Linked DNA regions of Mus musculus: regions 1, 2, 3, 5 and 6 are each linked to region 4. The links are chromatin loops, found by intact Hi-C in ENCODE. Cell type or tissue: heart. All regions are shown on one strand.

Evidence for each region. A loop is a pair of places that touch in the nucleus more often than their neighbours do. Peaks named below come from ENCODE experiments on the same cell type or tissue, not always from the same donor. Only the 100,000 strongest peaks of a DNase experiment are listed, where the experiment ranks them.
Region 1: it touches region 4 in a loop (9-fold over the local background); 20 of 42 quality-filtered maps call a loop at or near these places.
Region 2: a loop joins it to region 4, with 3 times the contacts of the local background. A loop is called at or near these places in 10 of 42 quality-filtered maps.
Region 3: it touches region 4 in a loop (2.3-fold over the local background); 12 of 42 quality-filtered maps call a loop at or near these places.
Region 5: a loop joins it to region 4, with 4 times the contacts of the local background. A loop is called at or near these places in 11 of 42 quality-filtered maps.
Region 6: a loop joins it to region 4, with 7 times the contacts of the local background. A loop is called at or near these places in 36 of 42 quality-filtered maps.

Annotation. Positions count from the first base shown.
Region 1 is chr14:118,699,719-118,704,718 of GRCm38, forward strand. The region is part of intron 1 of Abcc4 (ATP-binding cassette, sub-family C (CFTR/MRP), member 4); the gene reads right to left. Among named protein-coding and RNA genes, the nearest start is that of Abcc4, 4.0 kb to the right of the region's middle. In heart, a CTCF peak has its summit at 2,689 (motif pointing right); a DNase peak (open chromatin) is centred at 2,623; H3K27me3 peaks cover 1,133 bases.
Region 2 is chr14:118,634,253-118,639,252 of GRCm38, forward strand. All of the region lies in intron 4 of Abcc4 (ATP-binding cassette, sub-family C (CFTR/MRP), member 4), which reads right to left. Among named protein-coding and RNA genes, the nearest start is that of Gm52104, 6.0 kb to the right of the region's middle. In heart, a CTCF peak has its summit at 3,097 (motif pointing left); DNase peaks (open chromatin) are centred at 1,369 and 4,258.
Region 3 is chr14:118,218,049-118,223,048 of GRCm38, forward strand. Gm32045 (a long non-coding RNA gene) reads right to left here. Exons shown (of 3, transcript XR_383765.2): 3 at 4,713-5,000. Among named protein-coding and RNA genes, the nearest start is that of Gm32045, 5.8 kb to the right of the region's middle. In heart, a CTCF peak has its summit at 3,015 (motif pointing right); no DNase peak of the experiment used is centred here; H3K27me3 peaks cover 1,974 bases.
Region 4 is chr14:118,766,133-118,771,132 of GRCm38, forward strand. No RefSeq gene overlaps it. Among named protein-coding and RNA genes, the nearest start is that of Gm22379, 6.5 kb to the right of the region's middle. In heart, no CTCF peak of the experiment used is centred here; a DNase peak (open chromatin) is centred at 2,099; H3K27me3 peaks cover 2,171 bases.
Region 5 is chr14:118,206,685-118,211,684 of GRCm38, forward strand. It overlaps Gm31981 (a long non-coding RNA gene), which reads right to left. Exons shown (of 2, transcript XR_383764.2): 1 at 4,780-5,000; 2 at 3,737-4,618. 4933431J24Rik (a long non-coding RNA gene) reads left to right here and starts at 4,281. Exons shown (of 5, transcript XR_383762.3): 1 at 4,281-5,000. In heart, CTCF peaks have their summits at 830 (motif pointing right) and 3,116 (motif pointing right); no DNase peak of the experiment used is centred here; H3K27me3 peaks cover 1,031 bases.
Region 6 is chr14:118,614,013-118,619,012 of GRCm38, forward strand. Abcc4 (ATP-binding cassette, sub-family C (CFTR/MRP), member 4) reads right to left here. Exons shown (of 31, transcript NM_001033336.3): 9 at 4,877-4,978; 10 at 2,354-2,443; 11 at 1,119-1,310. Among named protein-coding and RNA genes, the nearest start is that of Mir6391, 24 kb to the left of the region's middle. In heart, a CTCF peak has its summit at 2,843 (motif pointing right); no DNase peak of the experiment used is centred here.

The sequences.
Region 1 (5,000 bases), 66 kb before region 4:
CACAGCCCCATCTGGAGTCACAGAACTGAATGTGAATTATGGTTTGTTCTTGAGAGCAACGGGAGGAGGCCGGGGAGGTTTTTGAGCAGGATGACCCCAGTTTGTTCTACAGTGATTTTCCTTCCATCTAATTTTTAAAAAGAAAAAACTAAAGCCACAGCCAGGCTTGAGGAGTGTCTCTGAGGATCCTCAACAACATTTGGTGAGCGTGTGAATGAATCGGTGGATGAAACGGCTCCACAGGCATGCCTAAAGTCCAACCGTAGAATCTGATGCCAGGGGTAATGGTTTAAACAAGGATGACCGGAGAGTTTATGCCTTAATAACTAGACAGACGATGGTGCTAACAACCAAATAGCAATTCAACCTTACAGATGGACGGGAGGTGTCCTAGTCAGGGTTTCTACTGCTGTGATGAAACATGAAACCAAAAGCAATTTGGAGAGGAAGGGGTGTGTTTAGTTTATGCTTCCACATCACTGTTCGGCACTGAAGAAGTCAGGACAGGAACTCACACAGGGCAGGAACCTGGAGGCAGAAGCTGATGCAGAGGCCATGGGGGGAAATGCTGCTTACTGGCTTGCTCAGTCTGCTTTCCTATAGAACCCAGGACCATCAGCCTAGGGATAGCAGCACCCACAATGGGCTGGGCTCTCCCCTGCCCATCACTAATGAAGAAAATGCCCTATAGCCTAGCCCACAGCCTGACCTTAATGGAGGCGTTTTCTCTACTGGGACTCCCTCGTCTCTGATGACTACAACATGTGTCAGTCAGGTTGACATAAAACAAGCCAGCACAGGAGAAAACATGCTGAAGACGAACACACATGTGAAAAACAAACTCATTCACTAACAACCAAGAGGCCTGCTTGATCAAGTCAGCAGACACACACACACACACACACACACACACACACACACACACACACACACACACACACACACACATTCATCCAGCCAGCCAACGTTTCTACCAGCCCAGCAGAGCCCAGCAGGTAGACAGATACTGAGCGAGTGCCTCTGTTTTCGATGGGGCACACCTATGACATGTTTTGATGATCCAGATAGCGTCTCAGCTGTGACACACCCACCTCCAAGCTACGAGGTTACTGAGGCATTTCCCAACCCCCTCCGGACCGGACCTCAATCTGCCTCCCCTAAAGAAGGGTGATAATGTCTGCCTGAGAGACTGAGGGTTAAACTTCTGGAAGATAACAAGCTGAATGGAACAAAATGTATATGTGCTAGTGATCACCATTGTTAAAGCTCAAGGTCCCAACACGGCCTCTCAAGGTGTCCTCCGAGGATATTAGAAGCAGTAGCCAGCAAAAGAGATCCCCAGGACCCACCCAGACTCACTAGGGCCAGAGTTCCTGAGGACTCACAGCGGGGACGCTACAAGAGACCCATGGCCTACACTTTCAAAACCATGTCCAAGGACTATTACTGAGGCAGGTAAATATGACATTTACTATCCAGGCATGAAACTCCCACTCTGATGACTTCTGCATCCAGTGGTCTTCTTGTGTTACGCAATATGAAGATGTCTTTAAAAGGCTAATCTTTAAGTGAGTCTAAAACTTTCCTTTCTACTCTGGCGGGCAGGAGGGTTTTTTTGTTTGTTTGTTTGTTTGTTTGTTCATTCCAGAAACCTGGCACTCTGCCTAATACCAGCAAGGCCATGAGATGGCTCAGCAGATAAAGGTGCTTGCCACCAAGTCTGATGACTTCCTTGAGGTTCAACCCCAGACTCACTAAGCAGACAGAGAGATTTCCTCTGACTTCCACACAGGTGCCATAGTAGGAGTGTGTGCATGTGTGTGTGTGTGTGTGTGTGTGTGTGTGTGTGTGTTATAGGTTGTGGGTTGAGTTATGCATGTGTATAGTATGTGTCCATGTATATGTGTACCTGTGTTGTATGTAAAAGGGAATGTTGTCTGTGCATGGGGGCGCGGCGGGGGGGGGGCAAATATATGTGTGTGCATGTGCATATGTGTGGTATTGTGAGTGTATGCTCATGGGTGTATGAGTGTTTTTATACTCATGTGTGTATGTTTGTGTGCTCATGTGTATGTGTATTTCTGCATGTGTGTGTTTATACATATGTGTGTAATGTATGAGTGTGGTGGGGGAGTGTGCAAGTGTGATAATAAAAATACTCAAAATATGGTACCAAAATGCCTCTGGTTAAAATTAAACACTACCAAGCAAGATATGGCTCACACCTATAATCCTAGCACTCAAGACAGTGAGCTGGGAGAGTTCTCTACCCAAAGCTTGGGCTAAAAAATGATCCTGTCTCACAGAATAAAATGAATAAATAAATACGTGGCACTTCTGTGCCGTGATGGAGTGCCCCTCAGCCAACCTTCCTAAGCCATCTGCATTTCATCTGCAAGTCACAAGCTTGTTCTCAGCCCAGTCCCCAGAGAGTCTGTCCTGTCACATGGCTTTGCAGCACGACATCTCTGAGCAGAGACACAGTCAGCTATAGGAGAACAAGGGCTTAACTACTCTCTGGGGCCAGATGCATCAGTCCCCTGGAGTCCCTTGACACTGGCACCCTGGGAAAGCGCCTCTCTGGTTACCTTCCATCTGCTGCTGCAATCCCAAGACCTCCTGGGTAGGAGGAGGCCTGGCCTAGGAATACAGAGGACACCCACAGGTCTTCCTGGACGTTGGTGAAAACACCAGGGGGCAGCAGGGAGAAGGACACCCTTGGGAGAGACTGGGGCTTGGACATTCTCATAGCCGGCTAGACACAGTATTCCATTCATTCATTCGTTTGTTTTTTTTCCAGACAGGTTTTCTCTGTGTAATAGCCCTGGCTGTCCTGGAGCTCTCTCTGTAGACCAGGCTGGCCTCAAACTCACAGAGATCCACCTGCCTCTAACTCCAGGGTTACTAGAACTAAAGAGGAGCAGTCAGCCACGACCTGGCTGGACACAGTATTTCACAAGTTATACCATTTGTTTCTAATGACGGGTATGACAAACTGCTCAATAAACAGTGGTAGGAAAATGTGCTGTGTTGAAAAAGAAAACAAGGGCTGGTGAGATGGTTCAGTGGGTAAGAGCACCCGACTGCTCTTCCGAAGGTCTGGAGTTCAAATCCCAGCAACCACATGGTGGCTCACAACCATCTGTAACAAGATCTGACTCCCTCTTCTGAAGTGTCTGAAGACAGCTACAGTGTACTTACATATAATAAATAAATAAATCTAAAAAAGAAAAAGAAAAAGAAAACAAAAAAACAAAACAAAACTGGTGCCTATTTTACAGCAGCTGCAAAAAAGAAACCCTAGCATCCTTTGTCATTAACACAATAGCTAAAAAAAATATGCACAGGGAATCTAGATGATCCTGGGAGGTAGAGAGAAAGAGAGCTCTGGATGAGGCTGGAGGTATAGGCAGTGGTAGCGTGCATGTTTAATCTATACAGTGCCTTATTCCAATCCCCAACACCAACAGCCTGAGAAAGGGAAGAGAGGACACCAAAAGATACGGCCATGGACACATACTATGTAACTGTTGAATGCACTGTGTTCAGCAACAGCAAAAGGCCTGGAAAATTACACTCAGAAAAATATCATGTCTTAAAGGCAACAGTGTAAAGTCCACCATATCAGCTAAAGGATCCATGACAGGTTACAGTTTTACTTAATGTCCGTGTGCTCCTGCCAACGTGTGCACTGAAAGAACACATGCGTGCAAGAGACAGCCACAATACCAGCCGGTGTCCTAGGCTGATTGACAGCCCACGTCCAAACTGTATTACAATTTCACCTAAATCCTAGGAAGGCTTATTGCATGGGCTGTCATCATCTGGCTGGGCAGCTACCAACTCAAGAGTCTAGAAAACAGACACAGAGTGGGCGGAAAAACAAACGCCCCACAAAGAAGGTAAAAAAAATCCGGGCTTGCAGGAGGGTTTCCCATCTGCAGCAAGGCAGCTGCAAGAGAGAAAGAGAAATGACACACTGGTTAAGCAGGCCACGGGTGACTTCACCAAGTCACAGCCCTCCTGCAAAGTGTAACACTGGAAAGCCAAGGCTAACAGGAGGTGCGCCATAGTCCAGTGGGCCAGCCTCAGCCTTCGTCAGCATCACTCGGGCCCCTGTGAAAAGCATGGACCCCCATGCTTCTGGCTGTGCTGGGTCAGTCTGCAGGGACACTGGAGATCCTGCATCTTCCCATAAGCTCCCAGGTGATGCTGATGCTGCCCTTCTGACTATCCTGCTGTGAGAGCTGATACCATAGTGACCAAAGATGCTTCACACGCATCTTCAACGACAGGAATTGTAATAGCATCCTTGAGAAACTGCTGTAAGAACGGGAGCAATCCTTCTTCATGCATGGGAGGACCAACTGCAAAGTACAGTGGTTCCTGAGAGCCAGGTTTGGATCCTGCTGGACGCCAGTAGCTTTGCCATCCTAGACGGGTTAGTCAAAGTACCTCAGCTTGAGCCCCCTCACAAGGGATAAACTAGAGGCAATAGCTAATTTCTCACCAACTGGGAAGTAGAAATGGGACTCACCCCAGACAGCAATGTAAAATAATTACCCTTTTTTATTTTAAAGTCTATCTATAAGCCTGACTGTAACACAATATAGACCAGGTTGGCCTCGAACTCAGGGGTCCACCTGCCTCTGCCTACTCAGTGCTGGTATTGACAGCTTAAAGGCTGTGATACCACACTCAGCTATTCCGTACATAGTTTAAGACCGTGTATTGACAGATGTGGTGGCTCATACCTATAATCCCAGCACTGTGGAAACCGAGGCTGTAAGGAAGATTGCTGTGCATTCGAGGACTTCCAGACCAGCCTGTGCTACAGGGTGAGGCTGTCTCAAGCAAACAAACAACAGCCGATTGTGCCTTGCTACCTTATCCTAGCTGGTCTCAGCTCCATAGCTGCTCAAGTCATCCTCCCACCTTAGCCTTCCAAGAGACAGGGACTGGAGGTATGTGCCACCCACACCCAGCTCTCGCTTCACCTC
Region 2 (5,000 bases), 130 kb before region 4:
TGTTTTATATTAATATCATCACTTAGAATCCCGTTTGTTTTCTAATGAGAGACAGAAAGAGCGTGGATATGGATGTGAGGGGAGGTAGGGAGGAACTGGGAGGTATGGAGGGAGGGGAAACTATAATTAGAATATATTATATGAGAAAAAAATCTATATTCAAGAAAAAATATAATAAAATTTGGTTCATACTGTACCATTTTCTGTTTAGTGCTCTCTCCCAACCTGGGGCTACAATAAAGCCTCAAGCCCCTTTTTTCCCATTTCTCTGTGTGTGTGTGTGTGTGTGTGTGTGTGTGTGTGTGTGTGTGTGTGTGTAAGCCTATATAATGAGACCATGTTTAGAGAAAGAAAAACAACAGCAGCCTATATATTATGAAGAGAGTATACAGGTACCACAGAAAGAGACAGAACTCAGGGACTTTGGCCACTGACTTTTCACTGGCTATGTGAAAATATTTTTAGCACCTACGTTTATATTGAAACAAGTGTCAATCCTATATGCAGAAAACACACTGCAAACTTATGAATGAATACTTGATTTTATTTTTTTGTTGTTTGTTTGTTTTGTTATTTTTGATATTTTGAGTCTATGTAGCCTTGACTGTCCTGGAACTCACTACGTACGACAGGCTAGCCTTGAACTCACAAAGGTCCGCCTGCCTCAGCCTCCCAAATGCCAGCCTTGATGCCCAGTTCTAATAGTTAAAGTAAGATGACAACCAAGCATGGGCCCCCATGCCTGTAATCCCTATACCCTACAGGTAAAGACAGGAGGGTTGAGTTAGAGGCCAGGCTGCGCTATAAAGACAGACCTTGGATTTTAAAAGCCCAAATGAACAAGTAAAGAATGAAATGAGGCACACAAAAGACATCCCATACTCTAATCCTAAATTGATCACAACAACTAAACAGAAAACAAAAGTCAGAACAGCATGCAATGTGTCTCCTCAGCATCACAGTCAGAGGGCGCACAGCGATGAGTGAGACCCCAGTGGCCATCTGTGTGGGACACAGACCCTCTCTCATGCAGGGCTACCTGTCACTGAGACCACCTGTACTGCAGGGAAGGAAAGCCAGGCTGTTCCAGAAGCTACCAGAGCTGTGCAATCAGTCTCAAACTTAGTATGTTCTGTTTCATTTTTAAAAACCCATCTCACTACAGTGAGATCAGAGGGAAAAAAGCAAAGAACAGAACAGTGACGTGCCTTTAATATTATCAGTGAGGAAGACAGTCACAGACACAACTGGCAGACTCTGTCCTCTGTCACCAGAGAGTGATTAATTGGTGCCAGTCTGCTGGCCTCGCCCGCCAGTATGCAGCCAGCCATTGGCTTGGACGGCACAGGAAGCAGCTGTCCCCACACTCTGACTGCAGGCACTGCAGGACTTCGAGCCCTGAGGGAAGGAAACTCAGTATTGGCCAGGACTCACCTGGCTTTCTGCCCAACCAGAGTGCATTTCCCCAACCAACGAAAAAAGATGCCCACTCTGAACAGGAGAAGCACGTGGAGTTTATGGGTCACAGCCACAGAGGCTAGACCTGGGATTTTTTGTGGGGATTTACCAATGGCTCTTTGCCAAGGCCTTCGCTGTCCAGGGGCAGAGCTGAGTGCCAGAGTGGGAGTCTGAGGTCAGAATGGCTATGAAACGCCAGGGTTCGCCCAGACAGAGCTAAGGTTCTTCCTGACTGCCTCGGCCATTCGATAACGATGCCAGGAAGGCCATGCATTAGTGATAAAGATCTGTCTACAGAGTCGGCCAGGCCCTTGGACTGAGTTCAGAATGGAAATAGCCGCCTTGCAGCTGAGATGCACAGAGAGACAGACAGGGCCACTCTGGTAGGGACCAACCTCCAAAACAGAAACCAACACTCTGTAATCCAGACTCCCTGCAGTATAACACCCCCAACGCAACATGGTAGAGAGATTGTTACAACGAGCAAAGGAGAAAAATAAAAAATTAAAAAAAAAAAAACAGCGACCCATAGTCACAGAGGGTGAGTGTCAATAGAAAGATGCCCAGATAGATATCCAGCTCGTGGGATTAGCAAAGGAACATAAAACAACTGCTGGAATCATGGATATGTAGCCAAAGAGGAACACGGTCACGACAAATGGATAGATGGATGATTTTAGGAGAGAAGTGGACACCATCGAAAAGAATGAAACAGTATTCTAGAGTAGAAAATATACATCTGAAATCTAAAAAGAAAATCTACCAATTAACATTTGTTCCCACTGGATATTTGCAGAGTAACTAAGAGCACGGGGGGAATCGGGGAAGGCTAGGGTTCTACCGGGAACCTCGCACAGGCTAGGCAATCTCGTCTCTCGTCTCTATCATTGACATGCACTCCTAAACCCTCACTGTACATTTCATTTGGAGACTAAGTTGCCCAAACTGGACTTGAACTTGTGACAACACCCTGCTCTGGCCTCCCAAATATCTGGTATTACAAGACCATGTTCTTATTTCTGTAGTTTACAATCGAAAGAACAACGTGAGCGTGCTATAGGAGACTATCATGCAACCCAGTCAAAATCCTGGAGAACAGGTGAGAAACCAACCGTCGGGCAGAAACAGGAACGAGGGCTGAGGCCATGGCTCTGCCAGACATCATCAGCCGATCACGTGCACGGCTTTGATTTGATCCCAGCACCGGGGAGAGGATGGAGGGAGAGAGACAGGAAGGGAAAGGAACGACGATCCTTAGATACGTCCTGGTCAGGTCGGGTAGGAGGCAGCGGGTGCACCAGGAGGTGACTCAGTGGGTATGGGCTCTTCCCACCAAGTCCAAGGATCTGGGTTCAATCACCAGATCAGATAGCAGAAGAGAGAAATGACTTCTGCTGCCCTCTGACTATTTGCGAGTGGTGACACAGATACATACATATGCACATACAGAGAGACAGACAGACAGACAGACAGACACACACACACACACACACACACACACACACACACACACATATGTGATTGGGAGCACTAGTTGCTCTTGCAGAGAACCAAGGTTCAGTTCCTGGGATGGCCCATAACCACCTCCACTGCCAGCTTTGAAGGACGTGATGCCCTCTTCTGGCCTCTGTGGGCACTTGCATGCATGAGGTACCATATAGACAAGTAAGTACAACATAAACAAAAATAAATTTAAAAAAATTAAAATTAAAAAGCAAACAGTCTCCCCCCGCCCCACCCCCGCCCATTCATTGTTAAACTATGTTTTTATCTGGATTATTTTTGGCTGTAAATATGAAACGTAAAGCAGAAGCATGCACATAAATGCCACATATCAACGTGGGTAGCGTGGTGAGACAAGTGTCCTTCACTTCCACAGAAGTGACTGCCGAGGAGGACGGGTGGGGTGTGCTTTCCCCTTAGGAGTCTGGGAGGGCTAGGCTTGATTGGAAGGATCTGGAATTACAGAGGGAAACATCTGGGTTTGCCTGTTGACAGGCTTGCTAGGTTAGGCTAACTGAGGTGGGTCACCGCCCATGTAAGTGGCACCGTCCTACCGTCTATGGCCAGGGACACATAAAGAGTGAGTCCTTCCGGGCGGTGGTGGCTCACGCCTTTAATTCCAGCACTTCAGAGGCAGAGGCAGGCGGATTTCTGAGTTCGAGGCCAGCCTGGTCTACAGAGTGAGTTCCAGGACAGCCAGGGCTACACAGAGAAACCCTGTCTCGAAAAACAGAACAACAACAAAAAAAAAAGAGTCCTGACGGAGCATCCATACGCATCTCTCCCTGCTCCCTGAGGCCAGCGGCATGTGCCTCATGTCACCCACATCACCGAGAGGCCGTCCCTTCCTGACAGACTCCACTCTCTAACTGGGAGAAGAACTAAAGCGGAAGACTCATAACTAATGAAGTATCCGGCTGCCATTTTCACAGAAACCTTCTAGAGACCCCCGTCTAACAGTCCTGCCAATACAGGTGTGAACACCTCCTGATCACACTGCAGATTCCTCACCAACTCACCCTTACCGCTGTCGACCCTCAGTGTGAGGCTTCTCCCAGAATGCCTCAGGCCTGTGCGCTTGGATTCCTCAGTCGATTCTCCCTCGTCCCCTGTCACCAGGCTCAGCACACTAGTCCCCATGACTCCCTATCGTATTGAGACCACTGGGTCAAGGCAGAGCAGCAGCATGTAGACCCCTGAGGGACCTTCAGAGTGCAGTGTTCGTGACCCCACCCCAGTCTGTTAGATAAGGTGGCTTCCAGGTAAGCGGGGCATTACTGGGACAGGCAGCTATGCAGGGCGACTGCATAGCTCGCTGAAGCAGAGGCCACCTGGATTTTCCCGATGTTACTGGCTGGAGATGCTTAGTAATGCTGTCACGCCCTCTTCATGATTGCACAACTAAAAGCGGCTGTGCTGTTTCTCAAAGGGAGGCTGCAGGGACTGCCCAATATCCTCCAGCGATAAGATGAGCATAACGGGAGAATAACGGCTGCACCAGGCCAGGCTTGTGCCCTCTCATTCCGGAGAGAGAAACTGGTTCAGGGAAATGAAAAACCGCAGACAAAACCAACAACCTGCCTCTCGCTATAGTCTGATAGTCTGGCACCTTAGGGATTTCTTTTCTGTTTTGCTTTATCTGACTGTCTATGGCTAGCAGATCTGTCCAGCTCTGAAGGACGACGCAACATTCACCTGCATGAGGTACCTGATAGATGGCTTTCCTTTCACCCCACTTCTACCAGAGGCCACAGCTAAGGCATCAGACATGCACACGCTGACTAGCCTCGCCTGTCTGGCCGTGAGGATATGCATGTGACCCCACCTGACTCCCCCACTTCGGGGAAGGGCCCTGGGATCCATGCTCTGAGGTCATGCTGAGTGTCAGTCACACATGACGATCCCAGAGAGTGCAATTCATCAGGAGCCGCCACATTCCCTCGCCTCTCCCACTTCCAGGACAGAGACGAGGTTTGCTCAAAGCCACCGTGGGTCCCTGAGGTCGGACTCTCTAAAGGCTTGGGAGCCCAGGTCAAAGC
Region 3 (5,000 bases), 550 kb before region 4:
GGCATGGCTTACCAGTGCCCAAGCTGGAGATGAGGCAGGGGGATCAAGGCTATCCGTAGCTACATAGTGAGTTTGAGGTATCTTGGGATCCTTCAGACCCTGTCTAAAAAACAAACGAAAAACCAAAACAACAAAGCAAAACCAATCTTGGCTGGGCTATAACAGCCTGTTGTTGACTAAACAGGAAACAAATTTCAAGGGTTTTTGTAGCTGTGGTAAACAATGGTATTCATTTGACTTGGAGTAAGAGAGATGACCCTTCGACCGTTGTTAATGTGTCTGCATGTATTAGAAGCCAACATTGCAGCTCCTTAGAGAGACACTTTGAGGCCCCCTACAAACATGAATCAACTCCATAAAATAAAAGCAATCAATTTTCATTTAAGTGTCAATATTACGAACTTATGCAGAAAATATATATATAAATAAAGAACAATAAAGATAAAACACGGGCAAATAAAAATAACAGATTTGAAGTGAACTTCTTGCTTCTGATCATTAGGGACTTGAGAGGGCTCACTGGGGTTAAAGCAGTTATGAATGGAATGATACGTACACCTGTGTGGCTTCGTCACTGAAATCAATCTCTCTTTTTTTTTTTTTTTGTGGGCCTACTATGTACCAACCACTTCTCTAGATACTGGGAGGAGCACACCAGGACCTATACTTGAGCTCTACTCAAACTCCATCCTTGACAGCAAAGGTGGAAAGCCATGTCCTCCGAAGAGAGCGCACTTAGAAATCAAAACCAGTTTTCATAAGGAATGGTTGAGTGAACAGAGTGTATTCACCCTGAGAGAGAACACATTGAAGGAGAACATGAAACTGGCTTCCAAAGCCGTTTAGGAGGGAGGGTCGTTTTCACTCTCCACTGCTCCCCGGAGCGGAGAGGAGCTGAGCTAGCAGTAAAGGGTCTCCAGCATAAGGAGGTGGACCTGGGCTCCCATGAAAGGCAGGCAGAAAACTCTCATTACCGTGCACCTGCTCGGCACAGGTGCTGCTAGGCATGTGTACTGGCCTCATCCCACAGAATCCTCACTACATACATCCCCGTGAGCGGCAACGAGCAGTCTTAGTTTCAAAGAAGAGGAAGTGGGAGCTTGGTAGAGTTGTGTGCCTGCTCACAAGGTCACACAATGGACATACTTAATGGCATGGTGACACTCGTCAGCTGGCTCTCCACTCCGACCACTGAACCACTGTCTTCCCAATTCCAGTGCTTTCCAAAATGTTTACATTTATGGGGATTGGAGGTGTGCACTTGCACGGTAGACAGGCAATGGTAGATTAGCCGCCCTAAGTTGCTTTACTGAGAGGCTGTCTGGCATGCACAAAGTCCTCTCCCATTGCAATACTGTATGTGGCTCACTGGATACCCACTGTGTAACAAAACTTTTCCTGGGGAGATGTTATACTATTCACCCTAGATAAGAAGCCTATGACAGACCAAAGTATGGCTACCACGAAGTCCAATTTGGTAAACCACAAGTTTTATTGGGGTTACTTACATAGAAGGGGTATTGTGAGGTGTCTTAGGGTTTCTATTCCTGCACAAACATCATGACCAGTTGGGGAAGCAAGTTGGAGAGGAAAGGGTTTATTCAGATTACACTTTCACATTGCTGTTCATCACCAAAGAAAGTCAGGACCAGAACTCACACAGGGCAGGAACTTGGAGGCAGGAGCTGATGCAGAGGCCCTGGAGGGATGCTGCTTACTGGCTTGCTTCCCCTGGCTTGTTCAGCTTGCTTTCTTATAGAACCCAGGACTACCAGCCCATGGATGGCACCACCCACAATGAGCCCTCCCACCCTTGATGACTAACTGAGAAAATGCCTTACAGTTGGATCTCATGGAGGCATTTCCTCAAGGGAGGCTCCTTTCTGTGATAACTCCAGCTTGCGTCAAGTTGACACACAAAACCAGCCAGTACATGAGGATTCTGTACAGAAGCAGAAATAACACAGAGAGCTGCATCACCAAGACCCACCCCAGCATGAGTGACAAATCACAAAATATGGGAGTCTAGAGCTTGCTGCACAGCCTACAGGCAGCTCACAGGTTAGAGGGTGTACTTTCCTGATGTCTCGGATCTAAACTTCTTTCAGACAGTTTAGCTAGCTCCAGCTTCTTCCAGGCAGCCAGTCTGATCTCAGAGTCCTTTTTTTTGCAAGTTGTCTTGTCAGCCAGTGTTCTTTGTAGCTAGGCTCTTCTGAGGAGAGCTCTGGGCAGCTTTATTGCTTACTCTGGGAAGGAGGGGCCTAGAGGATCTTCTGGTCAGTTTCAGGAACTTCCTGAAGCTGTTCTGAGTTGGTTACCTTCCTACTTAAAGAGCTTCTCTGCAGGATGAAGTGTTTTAATCTCAGGGGAAACTATTACACAACATCCTATAAAAAGGCATAAATAAGAAGAATGAAATCACAAAGAATTCAGAAGTTGTATGAGTCAGATGGAATGATGTGTGTGCACAATGTAGCCATTCACACTGACACTACCCAGCAAATCCTGAGACTAAGAGCTCTGCCAAGTACATGCTGGAGTTCTTGCCTGGTCTCTTTGAAGTTCACAGTTTTGTGCACAAGATTTAAGGGCCAGTCCTGACCTACCTGAAACCCCAGGTTTCGTCTTTGCTTCTTATTTAATACGCATGTATTCAGCCCTTTAATAGAAACGTAGTGGGCAGTTTCTGTGTGCCAGCCATGCTGCAAGCATTGGAGATACAGCAGTAAACAAATGACTGGAGATGCCCTCTTTGTGGTGCTTGTTTTAGTGAGTATAACAGAAAATATTTATATTGTATTATATTATATTATTATGTTATAACATATTATATTACATTTGAAAATGAAAAATTCTATGAAGAGAAATAAAGTGTGGAAGACAGATAGGGAGACCTGGGAATCTGGGAGATATAATTTTCTTTCTTAATTTTATTAAGGTTTATTTAATTTTTTATTTTATGGTATTTTGCCTGCAGGTATGTCTGTGTGCATGTATGTATGTGCAATGTCAGAAGAGCCCAGAAGAGGGAGACAGATCCCCTGGAACTACAGTTACTGACATTTGTTAGCCACCATTTGGGTTGTGGAAACCAAACTCAGGTCCTTTGGAAGAACACCCAGTGCTCTTAACTTCTGAGTCATCCCTCCAGCCTCAAGATGTAATTTTTCTTTCTTGAGACAGGGTCTCGTTATTATGTAGCTCTAGCTATGTTTGAACTAGCCATGTACATCATGCCAACCTTGAACCGCCAGAGATCCTTCTACCTCTGTCTCCCAAGCTCTGAGATTAGGTGCAAGGGCTACAAATCCTGCTTCAAGATGCTGTTTTTCGACAAATGGCCAGGGAGTCTTGGTGTGAAGGTAGAAACACAGATCAGCTGCGAGGGGATGAGTCAGACAGAGGGGAGGGATGTGGACTCAGTGTTAAGGAAGAACAGGGATCAGAATACAATGCGCATGTGTTTGGGCAGCAGCAAGGATGTTAGAGTGTCGCAGAAGGCTTGGACAATGAGGATTATGTAAAGCAGATCAGACCTTATGAGGATGCCGGTGGCTCTACTATAAGATAAGAAGCCATGGCTGGAAAAATTCGAGTGTGTAAATAGGGAGAGCAACTTGGTAGCCTGTGGCAAACAGAGGCGTCTCCCTAACATGCCCATACTCTGATAGCTAGGTGTGTGACTGTTGTGTTCCATGACAAACAAGGCTTTGCGCGTATGGCTAAGGTCCTGACTTCTGAAGAGAGGGAGTGTCCTAGATGGCCAGGAGGGATCTGATAAATATATGAGAGCCTTTGAGGGCAGAGGGTTTTCTTTGGCTCAGTCAGAGAGATGGAAGAGGAAAGGCCTGAGAGAGGCAGGAATGAGGAAGTCCGGGAAGCCTGCAACTTTTGCTATTGTTGCCTTGGAGGGTAGGCCCATGAAGCAGGAAGAGGTAGGCCTCAAGCGCTGGGAGCAGCTCCGGGCTGACATCCTGCGTGACAAGGCAGCACCCTATCCTCTAACCTCAGGGGACTGAATTCAGCTAACTCCCAAAGGCATTCCAAAGCACACTCCAAAGGTCACATGAAAGGTCAGCCGAGCTCAACCCTTGACTTCAACTTTTGAGACTAAGCAGAGGGCACAACCGCACCATAACTCCTATTTGAAACCTATAGCTCTGAGAGCTCAAATGGGTACCATTCAAGCCACTGCATTTGAAATATTAATTAGTAACAGGGCTAACAAAACCACCAAGAAAGCATAGACAGAGCGAAGGAGATGCTAAAGAACTGAGTCCTGGCCAAGTATTAAAGCTCACAGAAAGAGGAGGTAGTGAGAAAATTAGGAGGGAGCAGTTGAGAGGGTTGAAGGAGGATGACTAAAGTCAGTGCGGAGCCAGAAAGCACAGGCCCAGTGATGAGAAGTAGAAAGGTGACGTCAGAGAAGGGCAACCCTCACAAGAGGATTATAAGAAAGAAGATGACACAGAAGCAAAGATGGCCAACATGGACATCTTACAATATGGAAGACATTTATTGTAGGAAGAGCCTAGATGTGAGGCGGTAACTGGAGGAAGAAGCCAGTGAGGTGCTGGGGTTTTTGCTGTTTCTTTCGGTTTTTTTGTTTGTTTTTGTTTTTTGTGTTTGGGAGGGGGGTTGTTGTTTTTGTTTGTTTGTTTGCTTGTTTGTTTTAAAGAGGAAATAACTTTTAAAAATTTCTGCAGGGAAGGGGAGGTGGTGCCAGTAGCCATGTCCTTGCGTACATTACAGGGCCCGTTAGTCATCACTTCCTGGGTAACAGCTCATGGCAAAGCTCAAAGGCTCCGGGGAAATAGCCAGGAGAGGCAGCACAGCAAGTCTGGGACAGGTCAGTTTTCAGGGATTGTTTTTTATTTGTGCGTGTGCGTGTACATACACGAGAACGGATGCCTATGGATGCCAGGAGAGAGCATCAGATTTGGAGCTGCAGTTAACATCAGGTTGCGAGCCAACAACCAGTGTGGGTGCTAGAGACGCTG
Region 4 (5,000 bases):
CCTTCCCTGGCACAGTGAGATGGGCAGCTGTCTCCATCGGGTGCTTCTGCAGAGACGTTCTGCCTCCATGGGGGCCCAAAGCAGGAATAAGAAGAAAGAATGTGTGGACTCCTCTAAAACCACGCCCCCAAGTAAATCTCAATTATGAAAATGTCACACATAAGACCAGGCTGTGGGCAAGCCTGTAGCAGGCCTAACTATGACTCTTGGATTCTAGGATCTTCGTTCTTATAACCAACGTAGTCTCTATCTACCCCTCTCCTCTTAGCCCATTTCTAAAAGTTTCTTCGTGCAAACTGTTTCTTGTCAGGTCTCCCCCTCCCCCACACCACAAAGCTGGGCTGTAGTCTTTCTCTTTTCTCTCCTCCCTTTCTCACCTGACTTTGTCAACCCAGACTGGTTCAATCCAGTGATCCTTCTGCCTCAACCCAAGGTTCTGCTTTTCCCTAAACCACAGCAGACTGTGTCACAGCTGTGACTCAGAGTTACAGTCGCAGCCTACAACACCGTTCAATGCCTGTGGTAGCTGAGGGTAGCTTTAAATTACCTCTGAAAGGTAAAGGATGATCTATCAATGACCTTTGCTGTGAAGCCCGCTGCTTCTGTTTGTTTATGGATATTTATAAGGGAGGAAGTGCAGTGTCCAGGGTGTTTTCTCTGTGGCTTCCCTCTTCTTCGTGATCAATCTGTTATTAGACTGATAACCCGCTGCAGCACCAGGGCAAGTGGGATGGCTGCTCTTGAGCACCATTCTCTTCTCTTTGATGAAGCACTGCTGGGAGGCACACTGGCTCCGGACCGTGGGGAAACCCCTGTCTTTAGGATATAACCCCACTGGCATCACTTTTGCCTTGGATACTCCCAACCTTGGAAGGACTGACCCAGAGTGTAGAGAACTGGAGGGTTCCGTGAAAGGGCTCCATGTAAGTCTATTAGACCATCGGTGAAGTGTCAGATGCCCTTCTACAAAACATGGTGTAAGTGTAAGGGGCTTTTCTGTGCGGCAGGAATTAATTGGGTGCCAAATGTAAAAGGGTGAGCTTTTCTATGCCTGCCCTTGCTTTGAATAATGACACAGAGACCTGGTATATTTATTGAAAACTTCAGGCACTGAGCTGGGCAGATTCTGATATTCTAACTGGACTGTGCTGGTCTGGACTATTTTCCAGCCACAGGGCATTCCTGCCATCTTGGTCTCCCTCTGGCTTTCCTCAGTCCTGCCCTCTTGGCATCTCTTCCCCCATCTGATACCCTCTGCCTTCTCTCTCTGGGCACAGAAGGCTCTCTTATCCTCTCCAGCCCAGACATAAGCTGACCAGCTCTTTACTGACCAGTCAGAAGATGGTGGACAACCGTGTTTTACAAAATCACGAAATGTCATGAAAAGCTTCATAATAATAACAACACCGGAGCCGGGCATGGTAGCACACGCCTTTAATCCCAGCACTCAGGAGGCAGAGGCAGGTGGATTTCTGAGTTCAAGGCCAGCCTGGTCTACAAAGTGAGTTCCAGGACAGCCAGGGCTATACAGAGAAACCCTGTCTGGAAAAACAAACAAACAAACAAACAAACAAAAATAATGACAACACCCAGGGCCAGGCTGCAGCCAGAAATCAGCATGTGACTACACAGTGCACAAACACCTCCCCCAACAACAAGGATTAGAGAAACCGGGGCGAAAATAATATCCTCCAGGTGTAGAGCGCTCAATTTGTGACTACTTCTCAACGACAAGATATTAAGTTTCTATGGTGTTCCAGTTCCTCCAGAGTACTGTGTACTTAGTAGTTGCATGGTGCTGTACTTGATGCTCAGTAACATCCTTCCACTAACTTCTCACCAAGTGACTCACGGCTGTCTTTCTCAGTAAGGAAATTAAAGCTAAACTCTCTGGTCCTGGGAAGATAGAGGATTGGAAGACCGGATATCGGAAGTAAGTAATCAGCCGTCTTAGCCTCAGCTCTGGTCTTCTGCTTCCATTTACTTCCACGGCCAATCATTCTTAAGAAGAGTTCTAGTTTCAGGTCACCTCCCTTCTGAGCCTTCTGAGCTGAGTCGGTGGCCACAGTGTCTTATTGGTGTGTGGCCGCCACCTACTGGTCACGATATGCAACTGCAAGAGTGGGCAGGATGTGTGGATCCCTAGCGCGTGTTCAAGGTGATTGGGGTTCTTAGCTCTCCTCACCCACACACCTAGGAAAGGCTACAAGAGGCCTGACTTACGGTCGGTCGTAAGAGGGGGGAATGGATGGCTAAACGTGACGTATTCCGACATTGAATAATAAGGTATAGATGTGCAATCATGCACGGTGTACCGTGACAGCACCACGTTCCGTAAATGCACAGCGTTTAAAAGTTGCCTTCCCCTGAATGAGTGAGTGTGAAAGTCACACCCAACGCCTGCTACACATTTGCTAACCCGTATTAATAAATCCGCCAGTGATCCGTGGTTCCTGTGCAGTCACAGATAAGGTGTCTTATCTGGGTGATTCTGGAATGACCGTAAGGTGCTTGGTTTTCCCGTAACCAAGTTAAATAAACACAAGTGAAACTAAGAGGGTGTGCTCAGCAGAGTTAATAAGCAAGTGAATCTTCCGTAAGCCATGTTGGGATAACTAGAATAAAGAGTGTTGGGGCCAGCGAGATGGCGGCATGAGTGAAGGCACTTGCCACCAAGCCTGACAGTGAGAGTCAATTCCAGGGACACACATCGTGGAAGGGAAGAATCAACTCCTACAAGCTATCCACTGACACACACACACACACAAACACACACACACTCACATATACACTCACACACATATCACACACACACATACACGCACACACATACACACACATCACACACACACATCACACACACATATACAGTCACACACACATCACACACACATACACATTCACACACATCACACACACACATCACACACACATCTCACACACACATTTCACACACACACATCTCACACACACATTTCACACACACACAGCACACACACACAGCACACACACATCTCACACACACACACACATCACACACACACACACTCCTCTTTCAATTAATAAATGTAATCATTTTTCAGAAGTTTAAAAAACTAGAGCTATAAACAGCAGGTAACAACGCTTTCCCACAGATGAGGGTGTGGGAATGCCAAGCTTCTGCACACCTTACTGATACCAGGGCATCCGCTTCTGGACCCAGAGAAGGGGGTCCTTCTAGTGCACTTTTGTTGATGCCATTTGGCCAGTGGTATTTGGTTAGGGTAGCCCAAATTGCAAATGAGGCCACCAGGCCTCCCTCTGGCCTCTTTCCAACCAAATTGTTTTCCCTAACCTGCTCATGATAGAAATTCTGGCATGGCACCCCTACAACTTGACGATCATCTGCTGTTTGCCGGTATAACCTGATGCAGTGGAGCTCCGAGGTGAGCCATTCCAGGATCACGGAGCAGAAAGACATCCAGATCAAAAGTTGACGAGCTTAGAAGAGGATCCACACGGGACAGACAAGGGTCATGGGGCCTGAATCCTGAGCCATCCAAAGATCGTCTGTGCTGATGCTCTTAGCCACCTCAGCCCTGGAGGTCGCATGAATGTGAGACTGAAGTTTGGTCAGACACAGCAGGTGTCTACAGACATCAGAGGTAGAAGGTTCCTGGAGATTACAAGCTAAGGATCGAGGTGCCAGCAGCAACAACAACATACATACAAACTGTGTATGTGGAGAGCAGTCAGCCACTCACCTTCTTGCTGAATCTTCATGGGACCTTTCCTAGCTGTGTATGGGTGGACAGAGAGGAAGGACGTTGTCTATGCCTCTTATTATGGAAACAATTTCATTTTGAAAGCCTGTGCTTTTTGTAGCTTTGATCTTTGGCTCATTTTTTTCTCTGTTTTTATTGCATTGTAATTATTATTGTTGTGGTTGTTTTTTTCTTCTTAGATGACTATTTTCTAATGAGAGAGAGAGAGAGAGAGAGAGAGAGAGAGAGAGAGAGAGAGCAAGAAAAAAAAAGGCGTGGATTTGGATGGGAAGAGTCTGGGAGGAGTTTGGGAAAAAAAACCTACTTTTTTCAGTTAAAAAACTAAAAATTAAAAAACCAAAACCATCTCCACCACCACAAGAAAAACCACCCTGACCAAAAGCAAGGTAAGAAAAGCAGCGTACGGAGGAAAGGTTGGCCTTCACTCTCAGCTCCAGGCCACCGCCCTTGGTTAGAGGCAGTCAAGGCGTGTCCTGGCCTGCAGCGTGTTCTAAGGCGACCAGAGAGACTTCATCCAGGACCTGGTGGGGGCAGATGCAGTCTCAACAGCCCACATTAAGTAGCAGAGGATGACAGAGAACTCCCGACCTTCCAGTTGCCGCCCCAGCTCCCAAGCTCTTGAATTCCAGGCAGGCTTCATTCCAGGGTGCTAAGGACACAGGGCTTTGTGTGCTAGCAAGTACTGAGTGTAGAGAGAACAGCTTGTCTATTGTATAGATGCACTATCACCTGTGAGTTAAAAAGCCTGTGGCTTAGGAGGGAAATAGAAGTGGAACATCAGGAGAAGAGAGAATTCTGGGAGAGAAGGAAGTGGGGAGATTCACTGGGAAGATGTGACAAGCCAGAAGCATGGTACCTGAGCACAGGTAACCAGCCATGTGGCAGAATGTAGGCCATAAATGGGATATTTTATGTTGTATCTAGTCAGAGAAAAGCCTAGCTATATGGCCAAGGTATTTGTAATATGTATTTTGAATCTGAGTCTTATTTCTGTGAGCATGGGGCTGGAAGGAAGAACCAGGGCCTAACTTAAACACCTGAGCAACTGAGCAATATTCCCAGTGTAGTGCCTGGCAATGTATGTGTGTATGATGTATATGCATGTGTGTGTGAGTGTGTGTGATGTGTGTGTGTGATGTGTATGTGTGTGTGATGTGTATGTGTGTGTATGTGATGTGTGTGTGTGTGTGTGTGTGTGTGTGTGTGATGTGTATGTGTGTGACTGTGGGGGGATGT
Region 5 (5,000 bases), 560 kb before region 4:
TCCCCATAAATCCAAGCATCATGGTCCCTCTGTTTGCTACTATGCTTTCGAGCCTCTGACACTTACTAGATATTCAGTATGTGCTTGACCATTGACTGGATGTATGAGTATGTGACTGAAACAGGGGAAGTCTTATGTAGATAAATTCCAGGGTTTATTCTAATTAACATATTTGATTGGATATTTAATGAACCCATAGAGATACAGGAAAAGATGCATTGAGCAGGTGGTGTTTCCACAGAACCTTCTGGGAGTCTCATTGTATCTCTAGATGGTGCAGCACACAGTTCTGTTTACAAAGGTGTTCAGAGAATTCTTTATTAACGGTAGCCTGGTCTGACACAGTGCATCTGACCCTTGGAGTGATGTTTCTACTCAACAGTAGAATTCTGACTAGATCTCTTCAGAGAAAATACATTCAGAACATACACGGAGAAACCACCGGAGGCTTTTCAGACCGCTAATGGCTCTAGCAGGAGAATGTCTTCTCACTGAGACTGTAGCATGAAATTCTGGCTGTCCTGCCTGAGGGATTTCTACTAGTGCTGCAGCCCATTACCAAGTGTTGCATCTCAACCTTTGCTTCAAGAACTGTATCAGAGCAGTTAAGTCGGGGCCGGGCCAGATGTAAATGGCGGCCAGTCAACCCATTAGAGGAGAGATTATTATTAGTTTATTTTGCTGGAAAACGTTTGGATCACTTCTTTTCAGCTTTGTAGCTATATGACTAAAGTTATACATAGGGCATTTTTCAGTAGTTATATTTATATATGGCTTTTCTCTTTAAGCACTTATTTATTTACTTATTTTTGAGTGTGCATATGCCCCATATGTATGCAGTACCATCAGAGACCAGAAGAGGGAGCTGGATCCCCTGGAATTGGAGCTACACATGATTGTTAGTGGCAACATAGGTGTTGGGAACTGACCATGGTCCTCTGCTAGCTCAGCAAGTGTCTTTAGCTCCTGAGCCATCTCTCCTGCCTTATACATAGTTTGTGTCGTTGTATTGGCTTGTTTTTTGTTTGTTTGTTTTTAAAATGAAACCGAAACCAAAAGCCAGGTAAATAATAATCCTTCACCTTAGTTTATTTTAATTGCCTCAAGATTGGAACACATTATTTGGTAGCATTTAATTAAGGCTACAGATCATCCCCAACCAATTACACACACACACACACACACACACACACACACACACACACACACACACACACACAGAGCCTCTAAAATCGGCATGTCCACTGTTTCTAGCTGTCAGTCTTTCTTGAATGTAGTGCTTTAAAGGAATAAGAATAAGTATAAATAGCTGAGTGTAGTGGTTCTTGCCTTTACTCCCAGAATCCAGAGGCAGAGGCAGATGGATGTCTGTGAGTTTGAGGTCAGCCTTGTCTAGAGGGCTAGAAGGGTCCCATCTCAAAAAAATAAATAAATAAATAAATAAAGGAAAAGAGAAAAAAAGGAAATTAATATGTAGCAGTTGTTTGTTGGTTATTTCCCATCCATCTCCTATAGTTTTTCACACACACACACACACACACACACACACACACACACACACATATTGTGTACACATGTGTGCACGAAAAAGAATTTTTGCACAGCATTCAGCATTAACTACGCTAACCGGGCTGATGAGGTTAGATTAGGTTCAGGCCACAGTCTGTGCTTAGATGCGGCATCTCAACCTATACTCTGGAGTTCTGTCTTTTTCCAGATAATCACCCAATGCAAATCTCAGTAAGTACGAAGGCAAAGGCAAAGGCAAAGACAGGGTGGCTTTCAGTCACTGCAGCATTGGTTCAAACTTCCAAAGCAGTTTGGAAACTTTGTATCCACTTGTTTAGTAAAAGCTTGGGAAATTTTGTAACTAAAAATATAAGCTCCACCTCAAAAAAACAAAACAAAACAAAACAAAACAAAACAAACAAAACAAACAAACAAAAAAACCCCTCTTGAGTATATAATAGTTTTCTAGCCAATCAGGCTGACTTTTTTATTAAAGAGTAACCTCACAGCAAATTACTGTATCTTCTACAGTGTTCTACAGTGTACTGGAAGGTGGTACAGCGCTCTTTCAGTCCTAGACACCAGCTTAGAGTCCCGGGAAGGAATGTCATGTAGCCCCAAGTCTCTGGGTTCACATCTTTGTCGTAACAGCAGCCACCTTTCATCCAGGATCCCGCAAATTTGAATCCAAGCTGTAGAAGTGGAAGGCGTTTAGCAATGGAGGCAACTTGAAAGGCCTATACTTTGAGGTTTGCTTTGTAGCTTGCGACATGCGTTTACTGTGTTAGTAAGCATGCCAAAGGATAAAATTAGGTGAATTCCTTGCTATAGCATGTCCAGGGAAGTCCAGAACCATTGATTTAAGTGGTTTTGGGAAAAAAAATCAGAACTTGAGTTGTCTACCCAGGTCTAATGTAAGAAATGCATCATAAATATGAGGGACCAGGAGAGGAAAAGGTAGGAGAGGGGGGAGGTGGGGAGGTAGAGGGAGGAGGGGAGAGGGAAGTCAGGGGGAGGAGAGGGGGACGGAGGGAGAGCTTGGAGAAAAGGAATTTTAATTTTATGGAGAGGAAGCATTGTTTTTCTTTGCAGATTAGCAAATAAATTTAATGTGACTGCGCTACTATTTCTGCTAAATTCAATGGATGCTTGCAACATGAATATGTGCTGACATCTCTTTTTTAAATTTAATTTATTTTATTAGCAATGCATTCATGTAGTTCAAAACAAACACTGGCTGGCATATAACAAAAGGTCTCTTTTTTTGTTTCTTTCCACTCCATTCCCAATCCTTCTTCCATGCCTCTTCTATTTTCTTTCAAAGTTTTCAAGATTTTCTTTATATTTGAAACATAACACGTCAGCACTTTTGGAAGTATGCATGAGTGCAAAGAATCTAAACCAAATTGTAACTAACACAAAGCGTTGGTCAGATCTTTGAGTTTCCTAGTTGTTGGACCATCTCACTAGCTCTAGTCTTTTGATTTCAAAATTAGGATTCTATGCTAAAATATTTAAAATTATAGGCATGTCTGTGTAAAGTTAATTATTTTTCCATAGGAAATGAATAAATTTGGGTCCTTGAAAAGTTTCGAAGACGATTTTCTCACTAGGTGGCGCTTGTGTGCCTAGAGGTCTCAGCCTGAGTAGCCTGGCCATCTGCAGATCACCAAGCCTTAAGTGGTTACCATGGAGACCCCCAGTATCATAGAGAAATGGACTTCAGGATTTTCTTCTCGATAAAGAATGATTCTTCTAACTATGTGTCTGCTCTGTGTCGTAATGCAGCCTTGTAAGTAAAGAGAAAATGTTCTTTTTCTCTTATTTATCTGCAAGATGAATTATGTAAAATTCAGGTCCAGGCGAGGAGAAAACTGTCAACTGTGTCTCTGAACTGTAGGACAAAGTCTGAGAACACTGGATTTTTATACAAGGAAGGTGCCTGTCACTTGTGAATAATTTGGAAGATGTCTTCACCTTTCCTTTGAAGATCCCGAAGTCCACTCCCTAATAAAATGCTTTAAACATCTTCTGGTGGTATTACCTTTCTGGGTGTAGAAATGGACTCTGTGTTATAAAGAGTCCAAAGTGATTCATCCATTCGGACTCTTCCCGCCCCATGTAGTGAGTGCCAGATAACCCAGGTATTTCCCTCTGGATACTCTGGATACCCAGTCAACAAGTCGAGAATTCCAAGGCAATAAGAAGGAAGAGAGTGCAACCAAGATAGAGGAGATAGATACTGCTAATTTTTATTAGCTATGTCTTATATCAAAACATGTCTTGATTCACCTGATGTTACCCCTATGTGTACTTGGTTAGATGGCTAGACAAAAATCGGTGTTCAAGCTTGATGGGGAAGTAAACTTCAGTCTCTTGTGGTCCTCACAAAAACCACTCCAGTCAAGCCAGGTGCCTTTGCACATGGCAGACCTTTGTTTCTTGTCATCTGTGTGAAAGGGTACCTCATATTTCCCACGTTCCTCATTCAGATGATGTCTTTCAACCAAACACAATTCGTGATTTTTAAATCTGCGAATCACTTTAAGTTGGGGAACAAAATTCACGTGGGTATGGCTTCATCTACTTGAAATTATTTCGATCTCTGAAAATCAAAATCTGTTGGTCTCTTGTACAAACTGTGGTCTCAGGTCTCATTTACTGAAATGTTCCCTTACTAGTTAAGACTCTCTGGGAAAGATGGGATAAGCAAGTTGGACGGCATCCATTCATTCTTTGGGTAAAGCAGGTCTGGTCGCAACACCAGTCCCATGGAGAAGCATCCAGTAGGCACCCAGGATCATGGGGAATATACAGCAAAGGGTTTGTATGTCCGGCTTCCACAGAGCACGAGAAAGTACACAGCCCAGTTTCCTGTTCTCAGAAGTTCTTAGAATGAAAGTGGGAGAAGAAAGGAGGCTTGAACACAACATCTTCCATCACCTAATGTTTTCTGTTTCCTTTTTCTTGATTCTTCCCCAGAAAGTGGGGGGAGGCAAAAACGATGTATTCCAGACTCCAACGGCTCCCATCATCATGGTGCATACCGTGGAGAGCTCGTTCTCAAGGCTCCTTGGGCGTGAGGATGCATGCCAGCTCCTGCAGTGTCCTGCATGGTGCAGGGACATTAGTGAAATATGAGAAGGCCCTGAGAAGAAAGGAACACCTACTAGCCAAGATGAGGTAGTACATACACTGCTTGTTTCTAAGCTACTGAGGTCTCAGCACATGGTTCTTGTGTTCTAATGAGAATCTGAAGAGCCATCCTACCTGCTGTTTCCCCATGCATGGTATACTGAGCCCTGCTCCTGCGGGCATACTGTGCCCAGCTCCTGTGCGGGTCAGCTTAGCACACAGGCAGCAAAATGCCATGCCTGTGAAGACTCACAGGATCACAGAGGGATAACCCATTCAGGGATCAGGGATTACTGAGGGATAGCCCACTCTCCCTGCTTTAGCCTTCTGCCATGCTCCAACTGTTAGTGACGTCA
Region 6 (5,000 bases), 150 kb before region 4:
GCTTGCATTCCACTATCAGGTACGAACAGCTTTAGTCAATCGTCGTCTATCAGTTCTACCAAAATCATCATGTGTGATATAATATTTCATCTTGTTATTTTCTGGGCAGCTCAAAGTCAGTTTTGAAAATCTTCCCTCTCCTGATGAAGTGTTGTAGAATTAAAAAGAGAAACCGGTGAAACATTTTTTTCTAGGAAGGAAGGAAGGAAGGGAGGGAGGGAGGGAGGGAGGGAGGGAGGGAGGGAGGGAGGGAGGAAGGGAGGAAGGGAGGAAGGGAGGAAAGGGAAAAGCAAAAGCTGGGCCCTAGCTGTAGCCTCTCCTCAAAGTTGTGCGAATTAACAATTAGAACCCAGCACAACAGACTGGCTGGACTGTGGATTGCCTCAAGCAATTTTGTCATTTCCTTATGGATGATACGGTTGTGGCAGCCATACCTCCCAAAACCTCCACCCTCTGCCACCCCAAGACAGTTCTTTTAAACACAAATAATGAAAAAGTTCACAGATGAAATACAAAGGGTCCAAAATTGCTTGGAAAAATAATTTAGAATGGGGGTGGGTGGGGCTTCAAAAGTTCAGCTGGTAAGGACTAAAGACTCGTCACCACCTGGCTGTTGCCAAAGCTGTGTGCCGGGGACAGAAGGACTCAATACACTAACCTCTGCAACTCTTTAATGCTTTATAAAGGTTAGAGCTCAGGCACTGGAAAGAGGTGGGTCACTGGTTAGGAGCACTGGATGCTAGGAGCCAGGTTGGACTTCCAGCACCCACATAGTGGCTCACAAGCATCCGTGACTTCTGTTGGAAGGGATCCCCCACCCTCTCCTGACCTCTCTGTCAGCACCAGATGTACATAGGCATGCATGCAGGCGAAACACCATACACGTGAGATAAAAATAAATACATCTTTTTTTAAAGTTAAGGATGGTGCTCCCCACGATTGTGATAATCAGCGCATACGGATGGTGAAAACTGAACAGAACCTAACAAAACCAAAGCAGCCAGTGATGGGTGGGGATGGGCAGGCTTCCAAAAGCTTAGCCGGAGTATCATGACTTAGAGAACGCCCCGAAGGCGGGCGTTTACACGGAGTATAGGAAACCCAACAAGAGTCATCACCTTCTTCAGAGCACAGGCCTTGATCACTTTCTCATATCGCTCCTTCTCATATTTCTTCCCAAATAAAATATTGCTCCTCACGGTGCCCGAGAACACCCAGGGCTGCTGAGAAACGTAGGCGATCCTCCCGTGCACGCTGACCAGCCCGCTGGCAGGAGGCAGCTCACCCAGCACTGCGCTCAACAGCGACGACTGAAACAGAGTTCACAACACACATAAGGCTGTTCATGTAGGCACAGAATTAAACCAAGTTCCGGGCTCTGCCCAGCCCGGCGGTTTGACAAGCATCAGCTTCTCATATAAAAGGTCACTAGATGCTGCAGCTTAAACAAGAAAGCAAAACAGAAACAGCACCACTGGCCACAGTAAAGTGATGTTTACTAACAAACAAACAAACAAAGCTTACAGAAATAGGTTGTGACAGCCTGCCCTCCCAAATGGCCTTGCTCCTAATGGCAATGCTGGCTATATGCCATTGAGAATACTACATGAACTATGTAGTATAACTAATGGTTTCTGCTGGTCACACTGGTGCATGCCTATAAGCTCAGCACGAGGGACACAGAGGCAAGACAATCAAAGTTTTCCTTGGATACAAGTTTGAGGCCATTGTGCGTATTTTGAGATCCAGCCTCAATCAATCAATCATTAATCAGTTATCAATTAATAAACAAACAAACAAACAAAAACCATTGGCAGTAATACAGCCCCAGCACCATAGAGGTTTCAGCCATCCAATACTGAGCGAAGCTGCGGCCGCATCCTGATAATCCAGATCTCCTCTGTTTTATGTGCTGACCCCAGAAAGGCCATGCACCGAGTATGCATCCGATGCACTCAGAAGATATTTACTTAAATGAATTCTGAGGAATAAGCCTTCTCATACAAAGATGGAATCCTATACCAGTTTAACAAGTGTATGCCTACCATGATCAGAGAACTTGAGACACAGCCTTAAGACCATCTGTCTGCCTTGCCCAGGACCCAGAGCTGCCTGGGCCTGGGCTTCTCTGTGCATCTTTTGGTCCAACCATAGCATAAACCATGGATGTGCTTGAGCTAAATATGTACTGACATGACTTGGGTATGTCCTAAGAACTGTTGAAAGCCAGACAGCCACAGGCACACTGACAAAAAGAAGTAGCCCACTCCCCTAGTCCTTCCATCCTGACTCGTGGTCACATAAGTAACTCCCAGTGAGCCAACCCAAAGACAAGACAAAACAAAAAACTTACCTTGCCTGCTCCAACTGGGCCAACCACGGCTAACAACTCACCAGGCCTGGCAATAAAGGAAAGACCTTGCAGGGTTGGACTGTCTAGTGCCTATGAGGTAAAGTTTACAAAAAAAAAAAAAAAAAAAAGTCTCATTTTAAAGAACTAGCACCATCACTTTAAGCAGTAGAAGACATAAAACCACGGCTGCAGACACACACGCACAGCCCCTATTTCCTCCTCACTTTGGCTGTCACGTCTTGACAGCCTTTTCAAGCTTTTTATTTAGATAAACTCAACCTATTTAAAGAAATGAGTCCAGATTTCCATGTGAATACAGAATTTAAGTGGTAGAAGGACAATGTGGGAGCTGAGAGACTCTTGGTTCATACTTAATGCACTAAAACAAGTATTTTACATAGAACAACACACACAGGAGGATTTTAATCATTCCTAAATTTTCACAGGGGCCTTAGGTTTTAATCTTCTATGTCATCAGCTCCCACGAGGTGGCAGTAGAAGAATGTGGCATGCCCAGCCGTGATGAGCAGTTTGGTACCATCCCTAACTGTGGCTTGCCAATGAGTCCTTCCAGCAATGCACTCAGGGACACGGGACTGCATCTGATGTCATGAAATCAATCACGGAAAGTAAGTCCCACAATATGGTCAATATGGCTCGAGTTTAACAGCAAAACTTAAGCCATTAAACCCAGGGTAGGTTAGTAGGTCCAAGTCATGTGATGTGCCTTACTGACACCATGCCGAACAGGGACAACACGGCCCAGCTACCATAAACACGGTGGAGGTACAGGCTTCAACACAGCAGCGGGTGGGGAAGGAGGACGGGATCTATCAGAAACCACATCCACGAGCAATCGACACATTTTAACAAAAGGTAAGGCTCTATGCATGTTTTATTGAAGTATTCCAAATTCAAAAACTGAACACTGAGTTCTTTCCAGTGGAATATATTGGCAGCCCAAGTGTGAGACTCCATCTGTGAACTCACTGATAAATCATATTAAGGCCATGTGTATAAGACAGATAGGAGGCACACACGGTTTCCATGATTATTCTCAGATCTCATCATCAAGGTTTCTCATGATGGACATGGAAATACCAAAATTCTGGAACATTTGATTCAAACACGTCACATAAGGTAGATTTCAAGAAACTTAACCATTGGTCATTTTTTAGGTGCTTCATAGTTTCTCCGTTAAATTTCAAGACGCCAAATCAAATTCACATCTCTATAGAACTCCCACACGTTGCAAAACCAATTGAGAAGCGTGTGCTATGGGGGTCTTAATGGAGTAGCTCAGACCAGGACCAGAGTGAGGCTGCCTTTCTAACTGGCACACCAGCTTGGCCAGGATTCAGAAGAAGCGAGAGGTATCGGGAGAGAGAAAGGTGGCTGACATCTGAAGCACGGACCTTCAGAGTGTCGATCACCAAACAGTAAGAGCTTTCGTCTAAATCTAACACCAACACATCAACAGCCTAACACACTCAACCAACGGTAACTGTGGAGAGCGATGCTGAGATGCTGTGGTCTGTGCACTCATCTAAGAGGTCGAGTTCCCAGACTTGATACCAGACAAAAATGCAAATTGCAGACTGTTCAAGTGCTACAAGATGATGTTAAAACAAGATTCAAAAATCTAGGATAGTTTAGAATACATGAAGTTAACCTATAGAATGTGCACAATTGACCTATAGAATGCATTCGGTTAACCCACAGAATGTATAGTATTAACCTATAGAAGTACGCAGTTAACCTATAGAATGTGCAGTTAATCTATAGAATGCACGTGGTTAACCTATAAAATATATGCAGTTAACCTATAGAACGTGCAGTTAGCCTATAGAATATGCAGTTAACCTATAGAATGTGCAGTTAGCCTATAGAATATGCAGTTAACCTATAGAATGTGCAGTTAGCCTATAGAATATGCAGTTAACCTATAGAATGTGCAGTTAGCCTATAGAATATGCAGTTAACCTATAGAATGTGCAGTTAGCCTATAGAATATGCAGTTAACCTATAGAATGTGCAGTTAGCCTATAGAATATGCACAGTTAACTGATCCCATACTGACCCCATGCATTCTAACACTGCTGGTGTCAACACTTTCAGCTCAAACCAAGGCAATGATCAAAGTTTCCGTGATAGACAACAACCTCCAGGAGCTGGAGAAACGGCTCAGCAGTTAGGAGCACTGTCTGCTCTTCCAGAGAACTTGGGTTTGGCTCCCAGCACCCCCATGGTGGCTTGGAACCCCCTGGAAGCCCAGCTCCAGAGGCTCTGATGCCCTTTTCTGACCGCCACGGGCAACTCCACACAAATATGTACTCAGACCCACACACATACACATAAAATAAAATATTTTTTAAAAACAACTTTCAAGTTTGGGGATTTTAAGAAATTTTACAGAAAACTTCAATAGATGAACTGACTGCCCCTTACAGACTACGTAAAACTCTCAGAATTCTCTGCTTCATCAGTGTCACCCACGGTGTCTCAGAAATCACGGGAGGTTACCTTGTCCCAGAAAGCGGTGAAATCTTGCACGTGGACAATGGCTTTGCCATCAGATGGTACATGGGCTTTGCGCTGTGGTAGTTCATCGAGTAACAGAAAGTTCTAGAGAAAAGGAAAGCACGGG